Regions from separate parts of the Homo sapiens genome. Here region 2 is linked to region 1. The links are chromatin loops, found by intact Hi-C in ENCODE. Cell type or tissue: ovary. All regions are shown on one strand. Links, peaks and the distances in the headings refer to the core of each region. The heading gives the core; the rest is flanking DNA.

Evidence for each region. Hi-C counts contacts between places; a loop is a spot of excess contacts. Peaks named below come from ENCODE experiments on the same cell type or tissue, not always from the same donor. Only the 100,000 strongest peaks of a DNase experiment are listed, where the experiment ranks them.
Region 2: a loop joins it to region 1, with 2.0 times the contacts of the local background. A loop is called at or near these places in 11 of 110 quality-filtered maps.

Annotation. Positions count from the first base shown.
Region 1 is chr15:90,213,127-90,227,371 of GRCh38, forward strand. SEMA4B (semaphorin 4B) reads left to right here. Exons shown (of 14, transcript NM_198925.4): 2 at 4,313-4,476; 3 at 4,641-4,703; 4 at 6,667-6,765; 5 at 7,856-7,967; 6 at 8,241-8,354; 7 at 8,488-8,639; 8 at 10,433-10,614; 9 at 10,712-10,862; 10 at 11,842-12,052; 11 at 12,156-12,271; 12 at 12,535-12,701. Among named protein-coding and RNA genes, the nearest start is that of CIB1, 14 kb to the right of the region's middle. RefSeq lists a silencer at 1,511-1,805 and an enhancer at 8,237-9,075. In ovary, for the core only: CTCF peaks have their summits at 6,616 (motif pointing left) and 8,345 (motif pointing left); DNase peaks (open chromatin) are centred at 6,651 and 8,315; H3K27ac peaks cover 316 bases.
Region 2 is chr15:90,082,598-90,091,733 of GRCh38, forward strand. IDH2 (isocitrate dehydrogenase (NADP(+)) 2) reads right to left here. Exons shown (of 11, transcript NM_002168.4): 2 at 8,956-9,047; 3 at 7,882-8,047; 4 at 5,990-6,150; 5 at 5,762-5,905; 6 at 4,842-4,978; 7 at 4,515-4,666; 8 at 2,678-2,790; 9 at 2,404-2,501; 10 at 2,219-2,311; 11 at 448-1,756. The coding sequence ends at 1,669. Among named protein-coding and RNA genes, the nearest start is that of ZNF710-AS1, 5.0 kb to the left of the region's middle. RefSeq lists enhancers at 1,381-1,881, 1,882-2,382, 4,488-5,401, 8,547-9,047. In ovary, for the core only: a CTCF peak has its summit at 4,398 (motif pointing left); no DNase peak of the experiment used is centred there; H3K27ac peaks cover 451 bases.

The DNA.
Region 1 (14,245 bases), core at 4,449-12,448:
TACATACGTAATCTCATTTTTTCTAATAACAACCCCATGAGGCAAAGTGTTATTATTTTCCCCATTTTACAGATAAGGAAAACGGGGCTTTGAGAGGTTAAGTGGCGTGTCCTGGTGGCACACAGCCAGTAAGTGGTAGAGGATGGCTTTGAACCCAGGTCTCTAACTCTACTCTGCACACCATGGCTTTCAGTCTGACTCTCAGGGCAGAGAGATGAGGCAAGTGTGGAAGGGAAGCCCCAGAAGGGGAAAGCCTGGTTAAGGGGCCCTTCACCCCCCTCTCCAAGGCACATTCCCCTTTCTGTCCCTTTGTCGTTTCATTCACTCTACTCCCAGCATGGCTGGAGGGCTTGTGGCTGGCTCGTTTGGAGGCCTGGGCTGAACCAGGGACTGGCTGGTCTATAGGTTTCCCCTCCAGCCGGCTGCACTCTGTAGTGCCCGAGGCAGGTTTCCACCCCTTCTCCCAGGCGTAAGTGGGATTGAGTTGCCACCTGGGACTGAGGCTTATCTCTGACTCTTGGCATTTCTTTGTCTGGACAGATTCCAAGGGCGGTCTGCTGCCCAGACTTACAGGGCCTGCCCAGGTGGAAACGCTCTTTTGCAGGTAGATAAGCACGGGCAACCAGCTTATCTGAACCAGCCCTTGCTTCCAGAGAACTATGGAAAAATCCAAAAGATAAGAAGGGACCGCAGTGTCTGTCTTGGTCTCACTCCTCTTGAGACTCCTGTGATCTTTATATGTCTCATTCCTCCCGTGACATGTATGAGAAACTGCAGCTCATTGAGACGATGTCTCTGCTGCCTGACAGAAGGGCCTACTTGAGGGCCGGGCTCGGTGGCTCAGCCACCTGACCCCCGTCATCCTGTTAACTAGTGTCACCCCCACCCGAGGGCTTCCTTCCCCATTTGCTGCCAGGTGTAAAGCTGAGCTTCGGCTGGGCGCGGTGGCTCAGGCCTATAATCCCAGCACTTTGGGAGGCTGAGGCAGGCGGATCACCTGAAGTCAGGAGTACGAGAGACCAGCCTGGCCAACATGATGAAACCCTGACTTTACTGAAAATACAAAAATTAGCTGGGCATGGTGGCAGGCACCTGTAATCCCAGCTTCTTGGGAGGCTGAGGCAGGAGAATCGCTTGAACCTGAGAGGTGTAGGTTGCACCATTGCACTCCAGCCTGGACAACAAGAGAGAAACTCCGTCTCAAAAAAAAAAAAAAAAAAGGGCTGAGCTGCTGGGCGTGGTGGCTCACGCCTGTAATCCCAGCACTTTGGGAGGCCGAGGCGGGTGGATCACATGAGGTCAGGAGTTCAAGACCAGCCTGACCAACATGGAGAAACCCCGTCTCTACTAAAAATACTTTGCCGGGCGTGGTGACATATGCCTGTAATCCCAGCTACTCAGGAGGCTGAGGCAGGAGAATCGCTTGAACCTGGGAGGCGGAGGTTGCGGTGAGCCAAGATTGTGCTATTGCACTCCAGCCTGGGCAACAACAGCAAAACACCATCTCAAAAAAAAAAAAAAAAAAAAAGGCTGAGCTTCCCCCAAATGGCTGATATGTGTTCCTCCTTATGGACATTGAGGATGGAGTAGCTTCATTTCCCATTTTTCTTTGGCCACCAGGAGGCCCAGCACTAAAGGCTCAGCCCTTCTCTACCAGCTGTGCGAAGACTCATTGACCTACTCGTGAATTTTTACTTCCTTGCTGATGGAGATGTTTTTCTTCAGATTTGGGTTTTCTCTGCTCCTGATTTTAATGTTTATATTTCACTACTTTCTTTTCTTCATGTCTCCCCACCCTTTATGGAACCAGGCTGGGGGTATGTAAAAACACTCCACAGGTAAACACACATGAAGTCATCTTCACAGCTGCTTGATTGGGCGTGTTGCACTTTTTGCTTCCTCAGCTTCGTGAGACTGTTTGTGTGGTCATAACCCACTGGTCCGCTACAACGTGCCTGAGGGTGGTCAGGGTGCTGCTCTTTGCTTGTTTTTGTGTTCTCATCAGCTGCTTAGAATTTTAAAAATAATTTCTCTCCAAACCCTTTAGTTACCCAAAGCATAAACAGTACCCTGGTGGGTAAGTGTGTGTGTGTTTCTTTTTTTTTTTCTTTGATTTATATATTTCACATTATATAAGGATAACCTGCTTATTAGAGAATCTAAAAATGATAACAAGTAAAAAAGAAAAGAAAGCTACCTGTAATTCTACCAGGGAGCCCATGTTTTAGTGTTTTGTGATACATCCTTCTGGATTTTTTTCCTATGCTTATATTTTTCCCACAAAAAATAGAATTTGACCATACATACTAAATATAACCTGAATTTTCACTTCATGGTAGATAATTCGTGTCTTTCCTTGTTGTTATTCTGCAAAAACAAAAGCTACTTAAAATGTGTACCAAGGTCTGGGCGCAGTGGCCCACACCTGTAATCCCAGCACTTCGGGAGGCTGAGGCAGGCGGATTGCTTGAAGCCAGGAGTTCGAGACCAGCCTGGCCAACATGGCAAAACCCTGTCTCTACTAAAAATACAAAAGTTAGCCGGGCATGGTGGCACATGCCTGTAATCCCAGCTACTCGGGAGGCTGAGGCAGAAGAATTGCTCGAACCTGGAAGGCGGAGGTTGCGGTGAGCCGAGATCATGCCAGTGCACTCCTGCCTGGGCAACAGAGTGAGACTCAGTCTCAAAAAATAAATAAAATTTGTATCAAGGATACATGCACGTATATATATATTTTTAAGTATAGAAGGGCTTATTATAAAAAGCAAAAACGTCTGTCCTCCCTCACCCCAGGCCAATTTAAAAGGGACTTTTAATCATTTAGGGTTCTTAGGGTTCTTGTTCTACCATTATTTCCTCCATTTTTTTTTTTTCTTTTTGAGATGGAGTTTCACTCTTGTTGCCCAGGCTGGAGTGCAATGGTGTGATCTCAGCTCACCGCAACCTCTGCATCCCAGGTTCAAGCGATTCTCCTGCCTCAGCCTCCCGAGTAGCTGGGATTACAGGCATGTGCTACTACGCCTGGCTAATTTTATATTTTTAGTAGAGACGGGATCTCTCCATGTTGGTCAGGCTGGTCTCGAACTCAGGTGATCCACACCAAAGTGCTGGGATTATAGGTGTGAGCCACCACGCCCAGCCCATTTCCTCCATATTTTTAAGTAAAATACTTACACCACTATTTCTTGGCTTATTTGAATTCCTAACTTTCCCTCACTTACATCTCCCTTCCATTCCTCCCCCCAACATATTCTGTCACCGTACTGTATTCACTTCCTTTATTGGTTACCTTTGCAATATAAAACAGTACACTTGACCTGTATTTATTATTCCATTAGCCATTGGCAGCAGCTTGTGACAACCCTGCTACCATATTATGATGTCTGTCTGTCATCAGTTCTGGTTTCTGAGGTCAAAATTGAAAACACTCCCATTCTGTGTAATAACCATCAGTCTCAAAGACCAGTGCTTTTTTGGGAGGCTGACGCGGGCAGATCACTTGAGTTCAGGAGTTTGAGACCAGCCTGGCCAACATGGTGAAACCCCGTCTCTACTAAAAATACAAAAATTAGCTGGGTGTGATGGTGCATGCCTGTAATACCAGCTACTTGGGAGGCCGAGGCAGGAGAATCACTTGAACCTAGGAGGTGGAGGTTGCAGTGAGCCAAGATCATGCCACTGCACTCCAGCCTGGGCAACAGAGCGAGACTTCGTCTCAAAAAAAAAAGAAAAGCCCATGCTCAACATTTGCATTACTCTGTCAATGCAAATAGCATTCACTGCAGGGCCCACTTAACATTTCCTTCTCTTTGGGTCTAATGTCACTCAAAGGAAAGTGTTAAATGTATTTTCCTTTCTTAATATTCTATTATGTGCTCAAAACTCATCACTTTATATTTTAGTTTGCTTGATATTTTGACCATGCCTTTCTTGCCTGTTTTTCTGGAGCTTCTAATACATCATTTTTTTTCCCAGCTGTATAGTATTCAGTTGGATTGAGGCATCATAATTTATTTTGACAAGGTCCCCTCTGGTTGGACGGACTCTTTGGTTTTCAGTTTTTTATTAATGTGAAGGGTGCCGTAGTAAGTATCCTTGTACATACATCTCTGCATCATTTCTTATGTAATGTTTGAGAGTCCAGGAATGCTGCTCGCCCATCAAACCTGATCCCCCTGCCCCCAGCCCCTTGCCATTGCCACCCTTTGCCTTGCTGATTACCTTCCTTTAAACCAGTCCATCTAAAGGTTGGTGTTAAGAGGCTTCCCATGGGAGGGGTGGCCCCAGGTAATACCCATCTTCCTCTCCCCAGGCTCTGAAGAGCGGCCATTCCTCAGATTCGAAGCTGAACACATCTCCAACTACACAGCCCTTCTGCTGAGCAGGGATGGCAGGACCCTGTACGTGGGTGCTCGAGAGGCCCTCTTTGCACTCAGTAGCAACCTCAGCTTCCTGCCAGGCGGGGAGTACCAGGAGGTGAGAGATGTTGCCTGGAGCTGGCTAGGCTGGGCAGAGGACCACAGAGGGAAGATGGACGGGAAGCTTGACCTTCTGGGTCCAAGGATGATGCCTATGGGAGAGGAGGGAGGCTCAGCAAACCCTCCATTTTGTCCACTACCTTCCCCTTTCTCATTCCCCAGCTGCTTTGGGGTGCAGACGCAGAGAAGAAACAGCAGTGCAGCTTCAAGGGCAAGGACCCACAGGTGAGCCCACACCTGGAAGGGAGCTGAGCTGCAGGAGGGATGGAGGGTGGTGGACTTCCATCCAGGCCAGAGGCGGGAGGTGGGAGCAGATACAGCCAGGTATGGTGGGAAGGGCATAAGCTTCTGAGATTACCCGGCCTGGGTTTGAATCCCAGCACTACACTTACATCGCTACGACCTTCGACAAGTAGATTCACCTGTCTAAGCCTTAGTGGGCCCACCTGTAAAATGGGGATAATGATCCGGTCTCACTGGGCTTACAGTGAGGATTCAGGAAGCTAATAGGTGTAAGGCACCTGGCTCATAGATACAAGACCTAACAAGTCAGCTTCCAGCGTGAACAGAGATTGGGTGGGGTGAGAGTTGTGTCCCTCTGCAGATGGTTCCTGATGTAGCACATCTGACAGATTCTGGTGTGGTTTTGGCCAAAGCACAGGATGAAATCTGGTTCAACCCAGGTTCTCCTGGAGGACTCATCATCATCCCTAGAGGCCTCCTGCTCCTGCTCCTAAGTGCAGCAGGTGCTGGGTAAGGTGAGGGCAAACGAGTGCTGGACTTGGGATCAAGACACAGGTTCAAGTCCTGGCTGCCATTCTGTTATTCAGCTAACATTGATGAAGCATGCACTCTGTGTCCATGTACTTTTAGGTACTGGAGATTTAATTGTGAAAAAGCAGGCTTGGCACAGTGGCTCACGCCTGTAATCCCAGCACTTCGGGAGGCTGAGGCAGGTGGATCACAAGGTCTCCACCTCATGGTCTCCTGAGTGTCTCAGGAGTTCGAGACCAGCCAGGCCAACATAGTGAAACTCCGTCTCTACTAAAAATACAAAAAACATTAGCCAGGCATGGTGGCAGGCGCCTGTAGCCCCAGCTACCTGGGAGGCTGAAGCAGGAGAATCGCTTGAACCTGGGAGGCAGAGGTTGCAGTGAGCCGAGATCTCGCCACTGCACTCCAGCCTGGATGACAGAATGAGACTGTGTTTCAAAAGAAAAAGTAGTCAGTTTACAAATGTTATTGGCGGGGCGTGGGATGGAATGAGGTGGTCAGGTAACATTTCATTAAAAAAGTGACATTTGAGCCAAGATCAGGAGAGAGTGAGGAGCTGACAGTGGCATATCTGGAGGAGGGGCAGGACTTTTGATTTCACTCTGAGGGAGGTATTTGGGAGGCCAGGGGAAGGCTGAGCAGAGATGTGACATGGTCTCACCTGTGTACTAAGAGGGTCACTCTGGCTACTGTGGTAGAGAAGCCTCCATGGGGAAGGACAGGAGGAGGGAGAGCAGTGAGGGGCGAGTGATGATGGTGGCTCGGACCAGTGAGAAATGCTCAGATTCCGGATGCATTTTGAAGATGGAGCCACCAGGATTTCTGGGTGGGAAATTATGGGGTATGACCGACAAGAAGAGTCAAGGCTGACTGGGTTTGGGGCCTCAGCGACTGAAAAGACAGAATTAATGAAAGTGGCAAGATCTCGGGGGGAAGCATGTGTTTTAGGGAGGACCAGAAAGAAGCTTGGTTGCAGGTGCCAGTTAGATACCCCATTTGAAGGTGATGCATGAATCTGGGGTTCAGGGTTCAGGGCTGAGCAGTCCTCCTGCTCTGGGCTGTGGCTTCATCAGCTCCCAGCTTGGTTGGGAGGGGCCTGTGGCTTCTGAAGAGGATGCTGCTGGGGAATAGTACAACTCAAAGGGGTAGGATTCTGTGCCCTCACCCCTAGGCCGAAGGAAAGTTTGCCAGTCACAAAACTAGCTGAGCCCCTGGGCTCCCTGCAGCACACACACTCTGTGCACGCTCCACTGTGCCCCAGAAAACCCGTGGGTTCTTTGTTCCTAGACTTGAGTGCCCCATCCCCAGTCCTGGGAGCAGAGGCCGGGCCTGGGTGTGGAAGGGGGGGCTCGGCGGTGCCCCCTGGTGGCATGCTTGGGCGTGGGACTGATATCCCCTCGCTCCTTCCCCCCAGCGCGACTGTCAAAACTACATCAAGATCCTCCTGCCGCTCAGCGGCAGTCACCTGTTCACCTGTGGCACAGCAGCCTTCAGCCCCATGTGTACCTACATCGTGAGTGACCTGTCCTCAGCCCTGAGGCTGACCTGGGAACTGCCCCTCTTTCTGCCCCAGGGATCCTGTTCTGTAGCATAGACCCCTGAGGAAAGGCAGGGCCCAGAGGGAGGTTTCTAGGTACCACTGGCCTCCAAGAGCCCTGAGGTCCCACACCCTGGCACAAAGCGCAGCCCTGACAGCCATGTCTCCCTGTGCGGGGAGGCGGGGGCACATGCGGTCACTTACCCATGAAGATCCTGTGCCACCCAGGCCTTGCTGCCCTCTTCTGCTTCTTCCAGCATCTCTCCCTCTCCTTTGCTTGATTCTCTTGTCTTATCTTGTACACCCCCTCCTCAGCACACACCCCTAGCAGAGGGTGGCATTTGATGCTGTGGGTTGGAGCCCAGCTTTGGGGTCAGACACACCTGGGTTTGAATCACATTGCTGCCCCTTCCAGGCTCACATCATTTTATTTCTTTTTTCTTTTTCTTTTCTTTTTTTTTTTTTTTTTTGAGATGGAGTCTCGCTCTGTCGCCCAGGCTGGAGTGCAGTGGCACGATCTCGGCTCACTGCAAGCTCTGCCTCCTGGGTTCACGCCATTCTCCTGCCTCAGCCTCCCGAGTAGCTGGGACTACAGGTGCCCGCCACCACGCCTGGCTAATTTTTTCTATTTTTCGGTAGAGAGGGGGGTTTCACCGTGTTAGCCAGGATGGTCTTGATCTCCTGACCTCGTGATCCACCCGCCTCGGCCTCCCAGAGTGCTGGGATTACAGGTGTGAGCCACCGCGCCCGGCCAGGCTCACATCATTTTCTAAGCCTCACCTCCTCCGCCAGGTGGGTCTGATAATGTGTCCCGCGTCGGGTCACTGTGAGGCAGTGTGGCACTGTGTCTGGGTGAGGCCTCTCCTGAGGCCGACTGTCCAGGTTCAAACCCTTCGGCACCGTGTCCTGGCTGAGGAGGACGGCGTCCCTGACACCTGACCCCTTCTGTCCCACACACCTCACCTGCCTGCAGAGTTGCCTTCTCCTGCACGCCTCTCTCTTTCTCACCAAGCCTGCTCCTCATTCCCTGGAGTGCCCCTGAGCCCATGTGTCCACCCTCCTGCAGAACATGGAGAACTTCACCCTGGCAAGGGACGAGAAGGGGAATGTCCTCCTGGAAGATGGCAAGGGCCGTTGTCCCTTCGACCCGAATTTCAAGTCCACTGCCCTGGTGGTTGGTGAGTGTTGAGGGCAGGATGGCTTCATTGAGGTTCCATGTAGGGGCACACAGGGCTAGAGGGCTAGCTTTGGACAGGCTGAGTCCATGCCATGCTTATTTCCAAGGGGACAGAATGGCCAGGGGCTTGCCTTGGGTTTGGTTTTTCCAAGTTCCAGCTTCCTTCTCTGCCCACCACAGGCAAAACGGGCAGTGCTGGGGTCACTCTGGGCCCTGAGCAGGGAGAAGGGGCCGTGCTGAGGAGCCCATTCCCATGGGAATGTTTTCTTGGCAGATGGCGAGCTCTACACTGGAACAGTCAGCAGCTTCCAAGGGAATGACCCGGCCATCTCGCGGAGCCAAAGCCTTCGCCCCACCAAGACCGAGAGCTCCCTCAACTGGCTGCAAGGTGAAGTCCTCTTGCCACCACCCAGAGGGCAGGGATCCTGTTCACCCAGCCCTAGAAGGGGGCACTTTCCCCCAGCTTGGCCTGTCTCCAGGGTTCCTGGGCTGACTCTGAGCTCCTGACCTGGTCCCTACAGACCCAGCTTTTGTGGCCTCAGCCTACATTCCTGAGAGCCTGGGCAGCTTGCAAGGCGATGATGACAAGATCTACTTTTTCTTCAGCGAGACTGGCCAGGAATTTGAGTTCTTTGAGAACACCATTGTGTCCCGCATTGCCCGCATCTGCAAGGTGAGGGGAACGGGCTGACAGGGTGGCCACCCCAGGGACCTCAAAGCCTCCACAGCTGCAAGATCACCCACATCCATGCATGGCCTTTCCCATCCCGCCAAGGAGTACAGCTTGGCTAACAGCTTTTCTCTCTCACCTTTTAAATTAAAATATCTTACTACTTTTTTCTTTTTTTTTTTTCTTTTTATTTTTAGACAGGATCTTTGCTCTGTCACCCAGGCTGGAGTGCAGTGGCACGATCACGGTTCACTGCAGCCTCGACCTCCTGGGCTCAAGCAGTTCTCCTACCTCAGCCTCCCGAGTAGCTGAGACTACAGGTGTGCGCCCCCATGCCCAGCTAATTTTTGTATTTTTTGTAGAGATGGGGTTTTACCACGTTGCCTGGGCTGGTCTCAAACTCCTGGGCTCAAACAATCCACCCACCTCGGCTTCCCAAAGTGCTGGGATTACAGGCATGAGCCACTGCACCCAGCCATTTTTTTTCTTTTCTTTTTTTTTTTTTTACTTAAAAAATGTGAAAATAGCCGGGCATGGTGGCTCACGCCTGTAATCCCAGCACTTTGGGAGGCCAAGGTGGGTGGATCACCTGAGGTCAGGAGTTTGAGACCAACCTGGCCAACATGGTAAAACCCCATCTCTACTAATAATACAAAAGTTAGCTGGGCGTGGTGGTGCACGCCTGTAATCCTAGCTACTCAGGAGGCTGTGGCAAGAGAATCGCTTGAACCTGGGAGGTGGAGGTTGCAGTGAGCCGAGATGGTGCCACTGCACTCCAGCCTGGGTGACAGAGCAAGACTGTCTCAAAAAAAAAAATGTGAAAATAGAAAACTGTACACACAAAAATCACTTACAAGTTAAAGAGGCACTGTAGCATCAGCTGGAGAGCACAGACCCTGGAGGCCAACTGCCCAAGTTCAAACCCTGCTGGCCTAGGATCTTGGGCAAGTCCCTCACCCCCTCGGTTAACAGTTTCCTCTTCTGTTAAATAGGAAGAATAACACTGACCTCAGAGTTGTTATGTGAATTATTAATCCACGCAAAGCTCTTAGAAATGTGGTGGGCAGTGACTAAATGTGAACTATGAATGTTATTACCCCACCACCCCAGCACAAGAAGGAGTCACTGGTATCATTTTAGAATGCCCCCTCCAAATCTTTTTTTTTTTTTTTGGCATATGTGTAACTCTGTGTATATATATATATACATTTTTTTTTTTCCTTTTTGAGACAGGGTCTCACTTTGTCATCCAGGCTGGTGTGCAGCGGTGAGATTTCACTGCAACCTCCGCTGCCCAATCTCAAGCAATCCTCTCACCTCAGCCCCTCATGTAGCTGGGACTACCAGCATGCACCACCATGCCCAGCTAATTTTTTTGTATTTTTAGCAGAGACAGGGTCTCAAACTCCTGAGCTCAAGTGATCCACCCGCCTTGGCCTCCCAAAGTGCTGGAATTATAGGCATTAATAATATAAGTACCATCCCGACCTTGTACTTATATTATTAACTCACTCAGGAACATGGCATTAGGCTATATTGGGGTCCTTTGGCTTCCTTGTTTGCTCAGCAGTGAATCGCGTCCATATTTAGGAAGGCTCTGCTTAGTTACAGTAAGGACCATCCTCCTGATGGATGCGTACACTGCTCTTCCTGACTTTAGATGGAACTTGGTCCTGGCCTTCTCCTGCCCTTCAGTCCTGGTGTCTGGGGTGGGTCCATTGAGGCAGTCCTGTGCCGTGCATCCCCGTCATGGCTCAGCATGTGCCTAAGCCCAGCCCATCCGACTCTCCCTCCAGGGCGATGAGGGTGGAGAGCGGGTGCTACAGCAGCGCTGGACCTCCTTCCTCAAGGCCCAGCTGCTGTGCTCACGGCCCGACGATGGCTTCCCCTTCAACGTGCTGCAGGATGTCTTCACGCTGAGCCCCAGCCCCCAGGACTGGCGTGACACCCTTTTCTATGGGGTCTTCACTTCCCAGTGGTAGGGCCTCCAGACCTCGCTGGAGATGGAAGGGTGAAGGGTGGCTGGGACTGGGGCCCCCAGGGCTCCTGGGTTAATCTGGTTATTTCCTCTGCAGGCACAGGGGAACTACAGAAGGCTCTGCCGTCTGTGTCTTCACAATGAAGGATGTGCAGAGAGTCTTCAGCGGCCTCTACAAGGAGGTGAACCGTGAGACACAGCAGTGGTACACCGTGACCCACCCGGTGCCCACACCCCGGCCTGGAGCGGTGGGTACTGGCTCCCTGCACCCAGAAGGGGTGCCGGGAAGATGTGGGTCCCCACACCATGCTGGGAGCAAGGCTGCCTAGCCTCGGGCAGATCACTTGGCTTCTCTGAATCTCTTTTCTCATCTTTAATATGGGGATATAGGCCCAGGCCTGCTTGTGTACTGGGTTAGATATAAGTATGAATGTCAGAATATCTTCAGTTCTGTTTCAGGATACAAGTGTGTCCCCATCAGGGCACTTGCTGCAGGCTGTTACAATCATCTCTTCATTTGGTCCTCTCCCCTACTCAGCTGCAAGCTCCTTATTTAATTATCAAGTGACTGAATGGGCAAGCTGTGGGGAAATAATCCTTTCTTCCTCCCTTCTAGCCTAACGGGCTACCCTGATAGCAGACCTTGAGACAAGGATATACGTGCCAAATAGTTTATTAGGGAGGTGATGCCAGGAAGCAGCATGAAGGAATAGGAAGGTTGAGAGGAGGAGGGAGGGAAACCAAAAGAGGGTGTGTCAGCACGCTGTTGTTGCTGTGGGCAGCTGGAGCTGGGTCCTGCTGGAGCCCCTGACAGATGGTGTGGAGCACCTCTCAGAATTTCAGGAAGCCTCAGGCGGGGCAGGAAAGAACTGCCGACTGCACTGGGACGCTCTGCCCGGCCAGGGCTTCCTGAGAGCACTGGTGAAGGGTGCAGAGGAGCAGGGAGTGTGGTCCTGGTTCTTGAGGCCCCTGGGCATATGAGGCTGGGGTGGTGGGCAGGGAGGAGGCACAGCAAGGAAGCCCTCCAAGCACTCGGTTTCCCCGCACCCTGGGCTTTGTCCTTGCTCCCTCAGATGTGCACACTGGCTCTGTAGAGCACTGCCAGGGATGTGCCCTGGCTCCGGGCGGGGGGACAGACACCGCTACTGTCCACTGGGGAAGCAGGGCCCGCATCCTGCCTGCCACCCCGAGGTGTGGCTGGCCTCACACTGCTGCTTTCTCCTCCAGTGCATCACCAACAGTGCCCGGGAAAGGAAGATCAACTCATCCCTGCAGCTCCCAGACCGCGTGCTGAACTTCCTCAAGGACCACTTCCTGATGGACGGGCAGGTCCGAAGCCGCATGCTGCTGCTGCAGCCCCAGGCTCGCTACCAGCGCGTGGCTGTACACCGCGTCCCTGGCCTGCACCACACCTACGATGTCCTCTTCCTGGGCACTGGTAAGTGTCTGCAGCCCAGCAGGCTCAGGGGAAGGGGTGCACGTGGCTGGTGGGTCATGGGCAGTGGGCTCCACCCAGGGCCTGAGTCCTGTCCACACCCCAGGTGACGGCCGGCTCCACAAGGCAGTGAGCGTGGGCCCCCGGGTGCACATCATTGAGGAGCTGCAGATCTTCTCATCGGGACAGCCCGTGCAGAATCTGCTCCTGGACACCCACAGGGTGAGCAGGCCAACGAGGAATCCTGGCAGGGTACTTGGGGGGTGCCCTCCATTAGCACCAAGCAGTCCCCACCCAGCTTCTCCTCCCTTGCCTCAGGAGGATGGAAAGATAAAGGATCCAGTCATGAACTATTAGAAAGTGGGGTCGCCTGTTACGTAACAGGCCTCTTGGGGGTGGCTCTGGGAGGCATACAAGCCGGGTGGCCATGGGTGATGGCCCTGGCTGCCCATGCCCGCTTCTCATCCCCGTGTCTGGCTGTGCAGGGGCTGCTGTATGCGGCCTCACACTCGGGCGTAGTCCAGGTGCCCATGGCCAACTGCAGCCTGTACAGGAGCTGTGGGGACTGCCTCCTCGCCCGGGACCCCTACTGTGCTTGGAGCGGCTCCAGCTGCAAGCACGTCAGCCTCTACCAGCCTCAGCTGGCCACCAGGTGAGCACTCCCAAAGGCCCCTTCCCATCTGTCCAGCCCTGCACAGGTGACCTCGGAGCACCATCCTGGGCCCTCCTTGGGACCGCCACACAGCCTCGTTTATGTCCACTGTCTCAGCATAATTATTAATTAGCTCTCCTGCTTCCTCTCAAGTGCAATTCAGACAGGAAATTGTGTGTTTATCTTGGCTACCTGTAAAACGAGGACATGATTTGGTAAAGTATGAAATAGCACAGCTTTGAAAAGCCTTGCAGGAAAATGTGGATTAGCGTGTGAACGTGCTTTAGTAATAGTAGGGCTAGGAAACAGTCCATTAACAAACCCAGTAAAAATTGGTTTCAGAATAACCTATTTGGATTATAAAATGTTCATTTAGAAAATAGGGATGAACACAAAGCAAAACTACCCCTCATCCCACCACCTAGAGAGAATCGCAGTGAGATTTTGATATATTATCCTCTCAGGTTTTACTACATATGTGTATAGATAACAAAAATCCTTTTATTTTATTTCATTTCATTTCATTTATCTTGTTTGGAGACTCGCTCTGTCGCCCAGGCTGGAGTGCAGTGGCACAATCTCGGTTCACTGCAACCTCCACGTCCTGGGTTCAAGCGATTCTCCTGCCTCAGCCTCCCAAGTAGCAGGGATTACAGGTGCCCGCCACCATGCCCAGCTAATTTTTGTATTTATAGTGGAGGCAGGGTTTCACCATGTTGGCCAGGCTGGTCTCGAACTTCTGACCTCAGATGATCCACCCACCTTGGGCTCCCAGAGTGCCGGGATTACAGCCATGAGCCACCGCGTCTGGCCAAACATTCATATATTTTATATAACATTGGCAACTGTCCTGTTTGTAGTGTTCTTGCTTCACATATGGATACACCTGGTGTCAGTTTTTACAAAAACCAAGTGAGTTTTGGTGCGTATGCCAGGAGGGACACCCCAGAATGTTAACTGTCATGATCACTGGCTGGTAGATGCTGTGATTTTTGTAGTGTTTTCATCCTTCGTGCCTGGTTGACTTATCTGTCTCCTGAGTGTATCCAGAATTACTGTCCTTTATTTTTTATTACACAGATGTATGCATGTGCACTGTTTAAAAAAAAAGATGAGAACACATCAAAAAAAATTTTAATTAAAAAAAAGAAAAAGAGAGATCTATACATACAGATCCCAGCTGTCCTTCTAATCTTTTTCTGAGGGTACATACTATTTTTTATTATTATTTTTTGAGACAGGGTCTCTCTGTGTTGCTCAGGCTGGAGTGTAGTGGTGTGATTACAGCTCACTGCAGCCTTGGCCTCCTGGGCTCAAGCAATCGATCCTCCAACCTCAGCCTCCTGAGCAGGTGGAACCACAGGCGTGCGCCACCATGCCTGGCTAATTTTTCTATTTTTTGTAGAGATGGGGTCTCGCTATGTTGCCCAGGTTGTCTTGAATTCCTGGGCTCAAGCGATCTACCGGCCTTGGCCTCCCAAAGTGCTGGGATTACAGGCGTGGGCCACCATGCCTGGCCACTGAGGGTACATACTGTTTATGTA
Region 2 (9,136 bases), core at 1,137-9,136, 130 kb before region 1:
GGCCTGCTAGAGCCAGCAGTCCACGTTTCTTCTTATAGCCCTGAGAGTTTCAGGGCATTACTCAGGAAAAGCAAGCGGGGGGTCACCAGTGTGGATGGAGGGCTAGAGCCCTTCCAAAGCCACTCAGTCTACCGCAATGGTCGGGTTTCAGGAGCCATAGGAGTCCCCCCAGTATTTAGGAAAGGGACTTTGTAAGATGGGGTTTTGAGAGATGGGGTCTCACTCTGTTACTCAGGCTGGAGTACAGTGGTGCAGTCATAGCTCACTACAGCCTCAAACTCCCGGGCTCAAGTGATCCTCCCACCTTGGCCTCCCAAAGTGCTGGGACTATAGGCATGAGCCACCACACCTGGCCAGGACTTTATAAAGATTATACAACTCTTCTCCAGGACATTTTAACACCAAAAAGAAGAAGCTTTGCAGAACTTACTATGCAGAGGACAGTCCTTTTGATTATATGTAGCTTTAGAGCAACTTTTATTTTTCCTTTTTACATGGGGCTAAAAAACTTGCATAGAGCAATTTTTTTTTTTTTTTTTTTTTTTTTTTTTTTGAGACAGAGTCTTGCTCTGTCACCCAGGCTGGAGTGCAGTGGTGCAGTCTCGGCTCACTGCAACCTCTGCCTCCCAGGTTCAAGCCATTTTCCTGCCTCAGCCTCCCGAGTAGCTGGGACTGCAGGTGCGCATCACCACGCCTGGCTAATTTTTGTATTTTGAGTAGAGATGGGGTTTCACCATGTTGGCCAGGCTGGTCTCGAACTCCTGGCCTCAAGTGATCCACCCACCTCAGCCTCCCAAAGTACAGGGATTATAGGCGTGCGCCACTGTGCCCGGCCGAGAACAATTTGTCACAAGCTTACTTTTCTAGTTTTGCCAATGCATGGTGAAAGTGAACCCAAGCCTGGGAACTGCAGGCCTAGACAATGCAGGGCCCTTGTTCACACACACCCAAGCCCCTCCAAACTCAGGCAGCCTTGGAAAGGAGAAGTGTGAGGCAGGTGTGGGTAGGACCTCTTTTTAGTACCTAGAAAAAGGCTAAGAAAGTGGCCTGGAGATGTTTAGAAGGTTAAAACCAACGAAGAAAAAAATCAATGACAACCTATCAGGAACTGATTGACTCTCAGAATGGAGAACTGGACACAGAAACTGGATCATGCTAGAAAATTCCAGGGAACCCACAGGCCTGTGCCCTGAGTGTCCGAGAACTCCGCAGTGGGCCCCTGTGGAATGCGGGCTCCCAGGGCTGCCTGGTCCCTTCCCTGCCGTGGCAGCCCCTTCCTGAGGTGCTCTGGTCTGCCCCAGGGGAACCTGCCAGCTCTAGCAGGGCCTCTGCCTCAGGGTCCCACTACCTCCTCCCCTCAGGGACAAACACAGCAGACAATTTTGTGAAGAGCTTTTTAGTAGCTAAATATGGCACCATGTGTTCCAAGGGCAATATAAATTACAGTATGCAAAACATACTGACTGGCTGAGGTAAAACGCACTGCTCCTGCCTCACGTCACCATGAGGGGAAACACACATATGCTTTTAAAAACATCTGGCTTATAAAAAAACATCCCCTAGAAAGGCCTCCAGAGAGGGGCTGTGAGGCTCACCCTCTGCCGCGCTCAGGAGGACCCGCCGGCTCAGCCCTGGCCCCTCCACTGCAGCCATGGGTGGCGCCTCCCCCTACTGCCTGCCCAGGGCTCTGTCCAGGTTGCTCTTGATGGTGTCGAGGAAGTCCGTGGTGTTCAGGAAGTGCTCGTTCAGCTTCACACTGCAGAGAGAGCACCACTCACATCAGGGGTGGCTCCAGGCCTTGCCAAGGCCATCAGCCAGGCCCTTCCAGGGAACAGCCTGAGCTTGGGCATCAGAACAGCCATCTCCTGCCACCCAGACTACAGGCCAGAGGCCAGCTATAGCCCCCTACCATGAGGCCACCGAGATTCGGCAGGCACCCGCAGGGTCTGTCTTGCCAGGTAACTGCTCTCCTGAGAGAAGCTGGGAAAGGGGTGTGGGCAGGGTCGGAAGGAGCTCTGAGTAGCCAGCCTCAGGGATGGGGAGGAACTCACTAGACCTGGTCTACAGAGGCTGGCCTGAGCAGTCTCTCAGGGCTGTGGACATGTCCTGCCCCAGGCCCCCTTGCAGCTAAGCTGACTCATGAGGGGGACTTTAGGAGGGGTCCCCTGGCTTCCTCCCACATGGCCCCAGGGTCTGCCTACCACCCCAGGCCACGCACTTGCTGAGGCCGTGAATGCAGCCCGCCAGGTCCTTGGTCATGGCTCCACTCTCCACCGTCTCCACGCACACCTTCTCCAGCATCTGGGCAAACCTATGGGGATGGGGCAGAATGAGACCCCATCTGTGCAAGGGCAGGACCCAGAGCCTGTCCTGGGCAGCTCCGGCCTCTCCCTCCATGCTCACCTGATGAGGTCTTGGTTCCCATCCAGCTTCCCCCGGTGCTCCAGGCCACGTGTCCAGGCAAAGATGCTGGCGATGGGGTTGGTGCTGGTGGGCCGGCCCTGGGGACGGGGGTTGCAGGGAGATCAAGAGCCGAGCCAGCTAGTGAGGAGGCTGCCCAGATACAGCTGCCCGCCCCTGGGCTGGTGGGTCAGGCTCGTCCTTCCAGCCCTCAGCCCAGTGGGCTTTAGGCCCCTGGGGTAGAGGGGCATTGTGAGGCCCCATGCCCTGCACTCACCTTCTGGTGCTCCCGATAGTGGCGGGTGACGGTCCCATGAGCGGCCTCAGCCTCAATCGTCTTCCCATCAGGGCAGACCAGGACGGACGTCATCAGGCCAAGGGAGCCAAAGCCTGGAGGGTAGAAAGCCTTTCTCTCAGGGCCTCGCCTCTCCTGGGGCCACCCAGCTGAGCCCTGCTGCCCTCTACAACCCAATATTGTAGCTGCCATAGTTCGTGGCTCTACTCAGCCTCCCCCAGCTGCAACTGGGAGGACAGGGACTGTTCCAGGTCTCTTCACCCTCCTGTGGGTCTCCAGGGCCCAGCACAGGGCTGGAGGGCACTGGAGGGTGGCTATCACCAGCACATTAACATCCATCTGTGTCACCAGCTCCAGGCGCCCCACAGCCTGTGGCCCACAGGGCCCAAGAGGCCACAGAGTCCTGTGGTCCCCCACAGCCTGCCACCCAGCCTGGCTCGTGACCCGGAGGCACATTCAAGGAAAACAATAAAGCTGTGGTCAGCTATTTCCCAACAATCACTTTTGCAGCTACTCTCTTAGGCCACTTTCAAGCTTTTTGATTAATTTCTGAATGCTCCCAAATCCACATGTCAACTCCAGCAAGCTTTTCTATTGTCAAGGACTCCAGGGCTTCAAAGGCACCCCCATGACACCAAAATAAGGATTGAAGAAAGAAAACATGGACAACATCTACAGGAAAATGCTTTGTCTATGAATTCTAAGAATTTTGGCTGTAAGCAATCCCTTCTCCATTTTACCTGCACCTTCACACCATTCCTTAGACACTTAAGGTTCATTTTCATGCCTCTGCCTCATCTGCTATGGCGTTTCATCCTTCTATCCTAGATGGGAATTGTTCGGTGAGAGGATCCCCACTGAACTTTCCAAAGTAAAGCCAAAGGTTTACACAAAGTAACAAGACTCTGCTTTTCATCAGAACCCGTCCTGGGCTTCCCTTTTCCCCATACCAGGAGCTGCCCTGGTAAGCTTAGGTTTCTCTTTCACTCTCTATGTCCTGCCTGTTTCCCACACCTACCACCTTTCCTGCTCTTGTTCCCAACACAATTGGCCCATTTCTCGCTGTTCTTCTCTAATGGTCTCACCTATACTTTATTTTTTATTTTTTATTTTTTTTGGAGACGGAGTTTCACCCTTGTTGCCCAGGCTGGAGTGCAATGGCGCAATCTCGGCTCACTGCAACCTCCACCTCCTGGGTTCAAGAGATTCTCCTGCCTCAGCCTCTCAAGTAGCTGGGATTACAGGTGTCCATGACTGTGCCCGCCTCCATGCCCAGCTAAATTTTTTTGCATTTTTAGTAGAGACGGGGTTTCGTCATGTTGGCCACGCTGGTCTCAAACTCCTGACCTCATCACCTATACTTTTTACTGCAATCTGATTTGTCTTTTAGGACACCCTAGGGCTTGGGGGTTTGCAGGCTTCCCCAACATTCTCTTCCATCCATTAGGTTCACTATGCAAAATGCATTCGCTGTAGTTTAAAGAACCTCCAGTCCCGCTTGATCCCATTTTCCTACTGGAACCAAAGAGTCATGAGGCTCCATCATGGACTGGAGCAACCTTAGGGCTGTCAACCTAGCCCTGGAATTCCTGTGCCCTCCTTTCTCTCTAAGAGCAGCCTCAGTCATACACCAGTCCAAACCTAATTTGTGATCCTCTCTCACTCAGATGCCAGGGAGCTCCTGCCCCCTGCTGTCCACAGAGGACCCTGCAATGAGTCCTGCTCCACTAGAGTTTTCTACCAAAAGGGTCTGAAAATCCCTCCAGCCAGAGAAGACCAACAGTCCACCCCCACAGGGAGCAGCGTCCTCCCAGCGTACCCTGGGCCAGGATGTCTGACTGCACATCTCCGTCATAGTTCTTGCAGGCCCACACAAAGCCACCCGAAGACTTGAGGACCTGAGCCACCATGTCATCAATGAGCCGGTGCTCATACCAGATCTTATTCTTGTCGAAGTCGGTCTTATAGTGCCTGGGAGTAAAAAGGTCTGTTATGGGGAGAGGGCAGAAGGCTGACAGGTTGGGGATCCCTCCCTGAGCCTCGGAGCTGAGCCAAATGCACTCTAATAGCGACCTTCCCAGGGTAGGATGGGAACAGCATGGGGGGAAGGGAAGAAAGGCCACAGAGTACATGGATGAGGCTTTACTTGTCAAAGATCTCCTGGAAGATGTCCTTGAAACGCCCATCGTAGGCTTTCAGTATGGTGTTCTTGGTGCTCATGTACAGCGGCCATTTCTTCTGGATGGCATACTGGAAGCAGCTGTGCGCAAAACCTGAGATGGACTGCAGGGGGAGAGACAGGGCCCTGGCGTGGTGCCCTAGCCTGGCGATTGCCGGCAACCTCCCACCTCCCAGGGCAAGGCCCAGCTCTCCAGGAACGGTACCCCGCCGCCCACGCGACTGTTTAACACCAGCCTCCGTGCAGTGCACACGATGTTTCTGCTGGCCCAGCCTCTCCCTCTCAACTTTGCTTTGTAAAACACCGCCTTTTTTTTTTTTTTGGAAAACACCGCCTTTTTTTTTTTTTTTTTGGAAACAACTTTTTTTTGGAAAGCACCGCCTTAGACTACATGTGGCTGGGGCAGGGCTAATTCCCAGGCCTAGCGCTGGGGTTGACAGTGTGTCCCTGGCTTATCCAATCAGAAGCCTTTCTCCCCAGGGCCTCTGTGATTGGCTCAGAGGTGGTCATGTGACTCAGCCTGGCATTGGAGCTGGAACTGGGGATAAAGAGGCATTCTCTTCTGATAGGGTAGCCAAGCAGGCAGGAGTACGCCTGGAGCTGCTCGTGGCCATTTCTTTTCTTTTCTTTTCTTTTCTTTTTGTTTCAAGAGATGGGGTCTCACTGTTGCCCAGGCTGGTCTCAAACTTCTGGTCTCAAGCAATCCTGCCTTGGCCTCCCAAAATGCCGGGATTACAAGTGTCAGCCACCATGCCCAGCCCTGGTGGCCATTTCTGCCTCTTTGTGGCCTAAGAATGAGGCCATTACAGAAGAAAGGAAAGCCACGAGACAGAGATGAAGAGACAAGCTGGGAGAGGAGGGGCCCAGGATGCCCAAGCCAGCCTCACCTCGTCGGTGTTGTACATGCCCATGCCCACGCCGCCTGCGGGGAAGTTGTACACTTCCCACTCCTTGACACCACTGCCATCTTTTGGGGTGAAGACCATTTTGAAAGTGCCGGCCCGGTCTGCCACAAAGTCTGTGGCCTTGTACTGCAGAGACAAGAGGATGGCTAGGCGAGGAGCTCCAGTCGGGGGGTGCCCAGGTCAGTGGATCCCCTCTCCACCCTGGCCTACCTGGTCGCCATGGGCGTGCCTGCCAATGGTGATGGGCTTGGTCCAGCCAGGGACTAGGCGTGGGATGTTTTTGCAGATGATGGGCTCCCGGAAGACAGTCCCCCCCAGGATGTTCCGGATAGTTCCATTGGGACTTTTCCACATCTTCTTCAGCTTGAACTCTGTGAGGACAGAGATAATAGTGGTCCCACTGCAGCCGCCATCTTTCAACCAGAATTTGAACCCCAAGCAACAACACAGCCAGACGGGGGTCCTAAAATTCTTCATGAGGAAGGCAGTAGAGTCTAGAGTGCAAATGTGTGGGCTCTGGAGTCTGCCAATTTTTTTTTTTTTTTTTTTTTTTTTGAGACAGAGTTTTGCTCCTATTGCCCAGGCTGGAGTGCAATGGCGCGATCTCGGCTCACCACAACCTCTGCCTCCTGGGTTCAAGCGGTTCTCCTGCCTCAGCCTCCCGAGCAGCTGGAATTACAGGCATGTGACACCACACCAAGCTAATTTTGTATTTTTAGGAGAGATGGGGTTTCTCCATGTTGGTCAGGCTGGTCTCGACCTCCCAACCTCAGGTGATCCACCCGCCTCGGCTTCCCAAAGTGCTGGGATTACAGGTGTGAGCCACCATGCCCAGCAAGTCTGCCAGTTTTAATGGTGAGGCTTACAAAAGTGGCTCAACCAAAGCTGTAAAAAAAAATTACTGGAAAAATAACCAGCCTAAGTGTTGTCGTGAGGACGAAATGAGCTCGTGTGTAAAGGGCCTAGAACGGTGCCCGGTCCATGCTAAGTGCTCTGTTGGCCATTATGATTCCCACATCACACATGGAGGGAGTACAGTCCGGGGGAAGGACTTGTCTGACGAAGCCTGACAACACACTGCCCACTCCACATGCTCCGGTCCTGGCCCCAACGCCACCCCAGTTCCTAAGGCTGTGACCCTCTCCTGCCTTGTCCATAAATGGGGATACACAACTCCCAAGGTTCAGGTGAAATGAAGAGCTCAACACTCAAATGATCCCAGTGCTGTGGGTCAGGCATGACCTGCAGGACAGGGGCAGGCCTGGGGAATTTGCAGATGTATCTCGAGTACTTTCCGCCAGCTCCCTCCAACTGTGGAAAGTAGGAAGAGAGAGCTCAGAAAACTCCTCAACCATCCTTTCTCGAATTATCCAAACCTGGCCCCTCTGCACACACACTGCTGTGACTTCATGGAACCCTCGAGAGCGGCCCCAACAGCCAAGGACCAGAAGCCAGTCTAGGCCTGGTGGGGGCACCTCTCAGTGACCCTGCATGACCATGGGGACAGAGGCAGACCTGCAAGGCCAAGCCAGTGGCAGGAGGGCAACAGCAATGTTCCCCAGAGGCTGCTGAGGCTCTGAAGGACACAGGCCTTACACACAGCACTCCTCTGCACAATCTCTCTGCATACCTGCCTGCAAGACTGTCCACGCCAGAATGGACTACTGCCCAAAGAAGCCATCCTTACTGTGACCACATCAGCATTACCTTCCTCCTCCTCCTCCTCCTCAGCCCTGTCACCGATGACACCTACCACTGTCAGAGCCAGAGTGAAGCAGAAACACCACTGGCCTGGGAGATGGAAGACATGGATTCTGTTCTCAGCTCTGCTGTGCCCTAACCGTGGAACCTGAGGCCAGCCCCTTACCCACGCCTGCCCCAGCCTCATCAAAGGTGACCTCTGAGGCCCCACTGTCCACCAGGCACACACAGGGAGACTGGCCTCAGGTGCAGTTGGCCTCAGGAAAGCCCCAGCTCTGGAGCCTCCCAACCTCCCAGTCCCGAGATGAGTGACATGGCCAACTGCCCCACCCCAAGTCTGGAGAGGCCGGTGGGAGAAGCCTGTGACCCTCCCTGGCCCGCCCACCTCCACACCCTCGCACCTTCCACACGGGCCTCATCAGGGGTGATGGTGGCACACTTGACAGCCACACTGTACTTCTGGGTGGCCAGTGCAGAGTCAATGGTGACCTGGTCATCAGTCTGGTCACGGTTTGGGAGCCCGAGGTCAAAATACTTTAGCTGGATGTCCACGTGGGGCAGGATGAGCTGGGGACAGAGGGCCAGAGCAAGGCGTCACCCCAGTGACTCAGGGACATGACAACAAAGGGCAGGATAAGAAGTCTGCAGGCCATGGCAGGGGACAGTCAGTCAAAACAGGGATGAGTGAAGGCCAGTGGAGGGGCGCAGCAGAAAGCTGGAGTCAGCCATTTCTCAGTGGGGCCTGGCCAGAGCTGGCAGAGGCTGGGGCTTTGGAGAGAGGTTGGCAGGCCAGGCCGCAGTCTTTTGGAGGGTTCTTCCTCCACTGTGCCTGTGTGCCCCCCTCACATGGCCCATCAACTCAGCCAAACCCCAACCCCAAGTACATCTAGATTTCTCTATACAACTGGTTTCCTCTTCTCAAGTGCTTTGAGATCTTACAGTTGGAAGTGACAGTTCTCAACCTTTGTCCCATGAACGCACACACAGTGTGGGGCCTTCACAAGGACTACATGCTCTCCTGGACATACATAGACCACGGCAACTTTGGAGAAGCCAAGCGGCCACTCTGGGACCCCTTTGCCATGGTGGCTCGTCACAACTGCAGGCTGGGTCACTGCCCTACACACCAGCCCTGTTCCCTTTTCACTCCTTTTCAAGAAGTGAGGCAAAACGTAGGGGATCAAGATGGAAATGATACAGGATTAACCTTGAAGCTTCTCAAAGTTGACAGAACGTGTGGGATCTGGCACCATCACAACACGGACTGCTGGGGACAGGCCCCCGCCTGACGACTTCTGAACAATTAGTGGACCAGATGTGAAAGAAGGGTAGACAGAGGGAGAGAAACAGAGCTGCTGCTGCCTACCAGGACAACGGGGGGGTCCTAGGGACCTGCAGTCCAGAAGACCCTGTGGGACAGAACAATCCCTGGCCAGCCCACCTGGAGAGCCACCCACTTCAGGAGGGGGCACTACCTTCTCCTTGATGAACTGCCAGATAATACGGGTCATCTCATCACCATCCATCTCCACCACGGGCTTCGCCACCTTGATCCTTTTGTCGGCATCTAGAAGCAGGGACACACAGCGCATCATGCCCCTGGGGAGGCTGGAGGGGGGCCCTCTCCTCCCAGCCAGGCCCGCCCTTCACCAGGAG